2 separate regions of the Homo sapiens genome follow, and region 1 is linked to region 2. A link is an interaction called in ENCODE POLR2A ChIA-PET data of the cell type or tissue named here. Cell type or tissue: Caco-2. All regions are shown on one strand. Region 1 has its middle 47 kb from the start of PODXL. Region 2 has its middle 98 kb from the start of PODXL.

Region 1 (4,000 bases), 51 kb after region 2:
GGTTCTGAGGACTCTGCAGGACCTCAGGCAAACCACCGTGAACTTAGAAGCCGCACTTCTCCCGACGTGGAGAAGAGTTTGGCTGCATCCTCTGACTTCGCATCCCGGGAGCAGTGAGGTCACCAATGGTGATAGTCATGGTGTTTTCAGTGTAGGAACATGAATAAGAGGCAGGGACACCATGGATAAGTCCCATCAGGAGGTTAGCCAGAAGCTAACCTCAGCCGGAAATTTCAGATTTCCACATACCTCTCTGTCCAGCAAGCCTTTTGCAGTTGTGAAGGAGGATCTCTGTTACCAATCTGAGATCCCTATCATTTCATTCCCAGATGAATTGCTCATCCCTCTCCCACCAGATGCCACTTTGCATCCAAATCAACAAGCAACCGGTGATTCATAAGCAAATGGGGGAGGAGGGAATCTAGGAGGCTGCCCATGAATACCATCCTTTGACTGTCTCTTCTCACTGTCTTCCTGATTCTGGGACTCCAGATCACCTATACTCTGCAGGACTTATGTCTTCCTTCCATTGTTTTTCTACGACTGAGAAAGGGGTTGCCTGAGCCACCCTGTCCCTTTTGTGACCAAAATAAAGTCTTTATCAAGGGCCCAAAGGAGAGATCTTATAGAAAATGGAGCACATATTTCTTTAACAGTTCTCCAGTACCCTCTCAGCAGCCCCTCTTAGAGATCCTTGTACCTATCATCAGGTTTTGTCCCCACCCACAGAACTGATCCCCCTCCAAGGGGAAAAGCTGGCCTAGGTTGAGGGGCACCAGCCTTTAGTAAATGAATCTGCCAGGGCATCATTAACTTACTGCAGGACCTCAGGGGAATCACTTAGCCTCTCAGCTTCAGCTTTCTCCAGCAAAAAAGGAAAAGGTTGGACTGGAAAACTTCTAAGATTCCTTCCAGACATGGCAGCCTAAGGCTCAAGTGTGAGCTCCACTTTTTTTTTTTTTCTTGCTCTGTCACCCAGGCTGGAGTGCAGTGTCACAATCTTAGCTCACTGCAGCCTCCACTTCCCAGGCTCAAGCAATTCTCCCACCTCAGCCTCCCAGAGCTCCACATCTTACTGCAGGACAACTCATCCATTTTCTTCTTCAGCTGTTCAGGTAGTGGCCCTGCCCCTGAGGCCTGGCTATGGCTGGAACACAGTAAGTATCCAATTCCTTTGCGGCTCAACCCTCCTGTGGGTGGCTACACAGTGCAAACCACAGACAGACAATAGCCATCTCTCTGTACAATGTGGGCCCTGATTAGACTGGCCATTTCTCCAGGCTCTGACCAGTGTCATAGCACTGTAAAGATAACCCTCTCAGGGCCGCTGCCCCAGTGTTCCCTGAGGGGGTTCCTTTCTGACTTCTGGAACCACAGCCTAAACAGATGCTTAGAATTTGTCTGCATTTTGGCAACTTCTCCAAAAGTATTTCTATTGCTTTTTTTGTTTGTTTGTTTGGCTTTTGCTTTTCAAATTTAGAAAACACATTTTCCTATGAAAATGGATTATACTGGCCAGGCGCGGTGGCTCACGCCTGTAATCCCAGCACTTTGGGAGGCCGAGATGGGTGGATCAGCTGAGGTCAGGAGTTTGAGACCAGCCTGGCCAACATGGCAAGACCCTGTCTCTATTAAAAATACAAAAATCATCCGGGCGTGGTGGCACATGCCTGTAGTCCCAGCTACTCGGGAGGCTGAAGCAGGAGATTCGCTTGAACCCGGGAGGCAGAGGTTACAGTGAGCCGAGATCCTGCCACTGCACTCCAGCCTGGGTGACAGAGCAACACTCCATCTCAAAAAAAAAAAAAAAAAAAAAAAAGAGAGAGAGGGAAATAAAATGGATTATACTGATTCAAATTTAGAAAACACAGTTTCCTCTGAAAATGGATTATATTGACTTGTGTCAGCCCCTCCTTTCTTGAGATGAGCCCAGCAACTCCTTTACAATGAAATCCTGATCTTTGGGAAAATGGCCTTTTCCTTTTTGTAGTAGACGGCTTCAGCTTCCCACATCAAGGGACAATGCAATGTTCACTTCCAGTAGCCTGGCTCCACTTGAGCTGCAAGCTCCCTACAGCCCTCTGCTTGCTTGGGTGAATGAGTGTGCCACTGGGTGTGTTGCTTCATATGAGTGTTTATCTCTGTGTCTGAGTCTCTATCTCTCTGGCTCTGTGCTTATCTCCCTGCATGTGGCTCTCTGTGGCTCTCAGAGCCTCTCTCTCTGCCCCGCACTGTTTGTCTAGGCATGTGTTGGCGTGTTTGTCTCTCCATCCGCACAGGTCTCTCTGCGTCTGTACACAGATGCTCCTGTTACTCCAATAGAGTCAGCCCACTTTCCCTTTCCATTCACTGCCAAATTTCAAGTTTTTCTGTAGGTAACCAGTGGTGGCTTGGCCCCCAGGAGCAGCCTCTTTTCTAAACCTGTGCCTTCCCGGGAAGCCTGAGTCAGCACAGCCAAACTCCCTCCAAAACACAAGTCCAATGCCAGGAGGATGTGTGGGTGATGAGCCTTTCACCAAGTCTCCACAGGATGACACAAGAGAGATTTTATCCCATACCCCATCGCACCACAAAAATTCAATCACACGTCCCGGGTAGACGACATGGCTCTCTCATTAGAATTCTTCTGAAAGGGTCGCTTTTTTCGTGTAGTTGACACCGCAAGACCTGGCTCACCTGCAGCCCCCTTTAAAAACACCACCTGCACCATGGGCCCTACGGCAGTTGGGCCACAGCTGATTGGACCAAGGGTGGGCACCTGACCTGGATGCTGCCGCTCTATTGGTTGGCCAGTGTCCAAGAGCTGGTGATTACCTGAGCCAATCAGGTTCTCCTGCAGCCAATGCCCAGGGGGACCCATGTGGTGGTTGGCAGAGAAGCAGAATGGCCCTGGAAGAAAAGCAGAGAATGGCCCTGGAAGGCAAGCAGGGACGGGAGGGATGGAGCTATGAGGCCGCAAAGCAGAGGAGGCTCAGTCCTCTCCCCAGAATGAGAAGCTGCAGGTACAAGGCTGTACAGCCCCAGGCTCTGTCACAGTGCTTCTCTGCACCCCTACCTAGCAGGTGCCACAGGACACATTGGGTTACTGATAAATCCTGTTAAATGGTGCCTGGATGGGTTCCTGAAACACCTTCTTGCATTTTGGGGGCTCAGAAACTGATACCCCAAATTATGGCGAGGCGACATGCCGAACTGTAGAAGCCTCAAGGTCTCTCTGACCTTTCCTCCACCCCCACTGTCTCTCCCAAAGAAGCTGAAGTTCCTTTATGTGCCTGAGATCCAGACAATTGTTTCTTCTTTCCCTCTCTGTAAGACCAAGAATGTAACCACACCTGAACAGACGTTTTCGCTGTCAAAGAGAACTATTTCTGGTTAATCTCTGTTCCCTGATCCATTCATTCTCCCCAGTAATCCCCCCAACAAAATTCCTGTTCTCCCCCGTCCATAACCTGTTTTGCCAGGTTGGAATACAAGCTTTTGAACCTCACTGGGCGAGGGGGGTCTTCAAGCTGCGGGCTCGTGTGTCTATATGTTAAATAAATGTGTATGTCTTTTCTCCTGTTAATCTGCCTCATGTCAGTGATTTTCAGGAAACCTTCATAGGGCCAAGGGGAAAGCTCTTCCTTGACCCCTAAACCCTCAAATCACATCCATCCTCCAAAAGGCCAGCACTTGGCTCATTTCTGCTCTTCCTGCTTGGGTGAATTTCCCTGGATCGCTGGGAAGCCAGCCCTCAATAGCCAATAGCCCTGTTGGCTATTTTCTTTTTTTTCTTGTTTTTTTTGTTTTTGTTTTTTTTTTTTTTTTGAGACGGAGTTTCGCTCTTGTTGCCCAGGCTGGAGTGCAATGGTGTGATCTTGGCTCACTGCAACCTCCGCCTCCTAGGTTCAAGAGATTCTCCTGCCTCAGCCTCCCAAGTAGCTGAGCTTACAGTCATGCACCACCATGCCTGGCTAATTTTGTATTTTTAGTAGAGACGGGGTTGAGAAACACCGTTGGT
Region 2 (4,000 bases):
TTATTAATATTATAAATTACATAGAGTTAATGTTTATAGAACATCCTTTTGGAAATAAGCCATAGATACAGAGTTGCTTTGTATCCCAAGTCAGTCTTGCTGGTGACATTGGCCTGTTTAGGTGAATAAGCAGCTTTTTCTGTGATCCAGTCAAGCCAGGCCAGTCAGATCAAGGAGCTGTGACCATCAACTCCAAGAGAACACAGAAGCCTCAGCCCACCCCGCTGTATTTCAGCCAGGTGCAGGCAGCAGGAACCCAAGAAAAGAAAGACATCATGGCAATGTCATTAAACCCTCACTTACTTTGTGCCAGACAGCGAAGCTGCCACTGGCAGGCCGCACTCTCTCTGTGGGGGCCGCTGCTACCTGGTGGGAGCCCACAGCACAGAGCATGGGGCCCTGGCCTCCTAGGTCCAGGCCAATCAGCAGAGGTGCCTGGCTGCTCTAAGAGCCCCTCTTCCCCAGGCAGCACCAGCCTGTCGCCTTGAAATCCCCTGCCCTGTCTCCACTCTCCTATCCCAGTCATGTTCTAGAAAAGGGGCTACACACCTGGCTTCCGGGAGCTTCATAGACCGATTGCATCAGAATCTCAGAGCATCAGAATGTGAGTTTCACACAGATGAGTCTGAAAAGACCGGTGTGTGTATTCCTGAAACACTAACTCTTAAAGGCCCCCATGTCAGACGCTTTGGGGACAACAGCCTTGGCTCAGGTGAAGCCCCCTGATGCAGGCTTGTTGCATTTATCTTGATGTGGCCTCTTAGCTGTAGTCAGGACCCTGGAGGGCAGGATGTGTTTGTTCATCTTTTTTGTCCCCAGTATGTAGCACAGTGCCAGGCACGTGCTGCGGATTTAATGAATACTTGTTACATCAGTAACCAAATGTACAAATGAATGAAGGAATCATCGCGCACTTAGGGCAGAGCTATCAGCCCAGGCAGCTCTGTCTAAAGGACCAGGGCCTGTTCTTTAGGGAGAAGGGATCAGTAGTTAAAACTAGAACAATACCTGGACAGCACATCTGCAATTACTCACAGCATTTGCTTTAATTGCTTAGTAAATCCACACAATGTAACTTTATGCGTCTCAAATAATTCCCTTGTTTTTTTTGAAAATCCTTAATAGAAAATACACAGCAGGTGGGTGTTACGTGGAGTAGAAATGCCTGACCGCTGACACCTGGCCACCTTTCCCGTAAACTGGCAGGGACGGAACCTGTGCTGGGATCCTGGAGGGGCTGCTCCACAATAGCCACCTGATTCTGAGGGGGTTGCAAGCTCATCCTGTACCTCTCCTGTCATGCCTGAGGAGCCTGTGAGCTGCCACATCCTGTCACAGCCCCCTCCTCAGCCATGTCATCCTCACGACTGCCCTGGGAGGCAGGCAGCCTTGGAGACTTCACTCCCATTCACGCTGAGACGTTTAGGGAAACCTGAAATCCGACCCCCTTGGTACAGAGCTGAGAGAAGGAGGTAGAGGCAAGACGCTGAGGAGAAGAGACACAAGCAAAGAGGGGAACAAGGACCTATTCTCAAAAGAGGATGCGCCCAAGCCACGGCCGTGGTGAGACGCCCGGTTGCCCTTCCACTCTCGGCCACCAGGTGGCGGGCACAGGCCAACTAAGCCAGGCAGGGCTCAGGAGCAGCTGCCCAAAGGGCGGCCCAGGCAGAGACAGCACTGCCAAGGTGGGAACATGCCCAGGAGGACACCGCACAACACACACCACACACACCCCTACAACACATACCCCACAACACAATGTACCACATACCACACAAGGCACGCCACACACACCCCAACACACAACACACACACCCCTATAATACACACCCACAACACAACACACAAAACATACCACACCCACAAAACACACAATGCATCCCAACATCAGCTACACACACATACCCACAACACAAACCACACATATACACCCCAACACACACCACAAACACCCCTACGACACACACCCCACAACACAATGCACATATCACATAACACACACCACACATACACACCCCAATACACACCCCTACAACACACACCCCTACAACACAATTTACCACACAACTCACCACACATCCATACAACACATACCCCACAACACACACACACAGTACAACATACCACACAACACACATCACACACCCAACACAACACACAATGGACAACTCACCACACATACCCACACAACATAACACACAACACACACATCCCTACAACACACACCCACAATACAATGTACCAGACAACACACAACACACGCAACATACACACAACACATAATGCAACACATAAACCCTACACACACGTCACACAACACACACACAAATACACACCCCCACAACACATACCACTACAACACATACCACAACACACACACATCACACCACACACACAACACACAGCATACACACCCTACATATACAATACAGCACCCACACACAGCACACACAACATACACCACAACAAACACATACAGCACACACAAAACACATCACACACACACACACCCCACACACGCAGCAACTGCTCACTATCCCTCCACTTTGGGAGATGCTGGATTCTTCTGCCCCACTCCACACCCTGCTTATTCAGCCTCCAACCCCAAATGACCCCCCACAGCACTCCTCCCCTTAGTCTCCTGGTATCTACAAATTCCAAAGTGCCCTTCATCATCTTTTCCCAAACACGCCTGCCCAGGCCTTTCCCTCCCACTGTCCCCCCATCTCCACCGTCCACTCCTCATGAGGGAAAAATAAAACCTCCCCACAGCGGAACACTTTCTGCTTCGCCAGGAGTTTTCCCACCTGCTTTCCTTTTGACCGTCTCAACCATCCTAGGAGGAAATTATGAGGACTGCCATTAGATGAGTCAGAAAGCAGAGTCTGGGAGGCTGAGCTCCTTGCCCGTCCAGATGGGAGGACAGAGGCCAGCCTTCAGATCCCAGGGTGCACCTCTGCGACCCCCACATCCCACAACCAAACCTGCGTTCCACTCTACTCCCTCTCCAGACACACACCTGTCACCGCAAAGAAGCCCAGGTGTGATGGGAGGGACAGGTGAGGGGAATCGAGAGTCACTCCCCAGATGAGGCAGAGAGCCCCATTCCACAAGGCTCCATCTGCTTTTCCAGAAGTCTCTGCCCTGGAAAAGAGGCACTCACAACCAGAGCTGAATTCTCTAGGGCTGAATTCTCAGTCTTCTCTGCACAAAAGCAAAGAAGACTGAGAAAGTCACTTGCAACTTAGTGAATGGTCGTTTACTGCTGGAATTTGTCCCATGTGTTTATGACTCAGCACAGGGGCTCCAGGGACAAAGGTTCTCAACACCCTGGCCACACGAAATGGGAGCTAGGTCTCTGTGGGACTGAGGCCCCCTCCCCCCCTCCCCCCCTCCACAATTCCCAGCTTCAAGTTGTTTTAAGTACAGCAGAGGGACCCAATCCTCCTTTTGGAGGCAAGAGGCATCTGCATAAGCCCTGCCTGGATGTCATTTCTTCACCTGCATCCATAGCACCTTCAGGTGGCTCCTGTAGGGATGTTAAGAAGCAGTAATTAAGGCTGGGTGCCGTGGCTCACACCTGTAATCCCAGCACTTTGGGAGGCCGAGGCAGGAAGGATCACGAGGTCAGGAGTTTGGGACCAGCCTGGCCAACATGGTGAAAACCTGTCTCTACTAAAGATACAAAAAATTAGCTGGGCGTGGTGGCACGCACTTGTAATCCCAGCTAATCGGGATGCTGGGGCAGTAGAATCGCTTGAACCTGGGAGGCAGAAGTTGCAGTGAGCCGAGATCATGCCACTGCACTCCAGCCTGGGCGACAGGGCGAGACTCCGCCTCAAAAAAAAAAAAAGGCAGTAATTAGGACTGAACACCTAAGACAAGGGACAGGCAGAGGGTGGGGACAATTAACTCAGACACAGTGCAGGTCCTGGGGCTCAGGCCTCTTTCAGGTCAAACTCTGTTTTCAGCCCCCGGGGGCCTTCCTGACTTCCCACAC

The links. ChIA-PET counts read pairs that join two places held together with the same protein. Peaks named below come from ENCODE experiments on the same cell type or tissue, not always from the same donor. Only the 100,000 strongest peaks of a DNase experiment are listed, where the experiment ranks them.
Region 1: POLR2A ChIA-PET joins it to region 2 with 10 read pairs; 8 of 35 experiments call an interaction of 5 or more read pairs at or near these places.

Annotation. Positions count from the first base shown.
Region 1 is chr7:131,601,319-131,605,318 of GRCh38, reverse strand. No RefSeq gene overlaps it. Among named protein-coding and RNA genes, the nearest start is that of PODXL, 47 kb to the right of the region's middle. RefSeq lists an enhancer at 1-669. In Caco-2, no CTCF peak of the experiment used is centred here; DNase peaks (open chromatin) are centred at 2,158 and 2,848.
Region 2 is chr7:131,652,467-131,656,466 of GRCh38, reverse strand. No RefSeq gene overlaps it. Among named protein-coding and RNA genes, the nearest start is that of PODXL, 98 kb to the right of the region's middle. RefSeq lists enhancers at 1-387, 3,468-4,000 and silencers at 1,443-1,737, 1,483-1,777. In Caco-2, a CTCF peak has its summit at 1,594 (motif pointing right); DNase peaks (open chromatin) are centred at 1,656, 2,666, 2,986 and 3,336; H3K4me3 peaks cover 1,349 bases.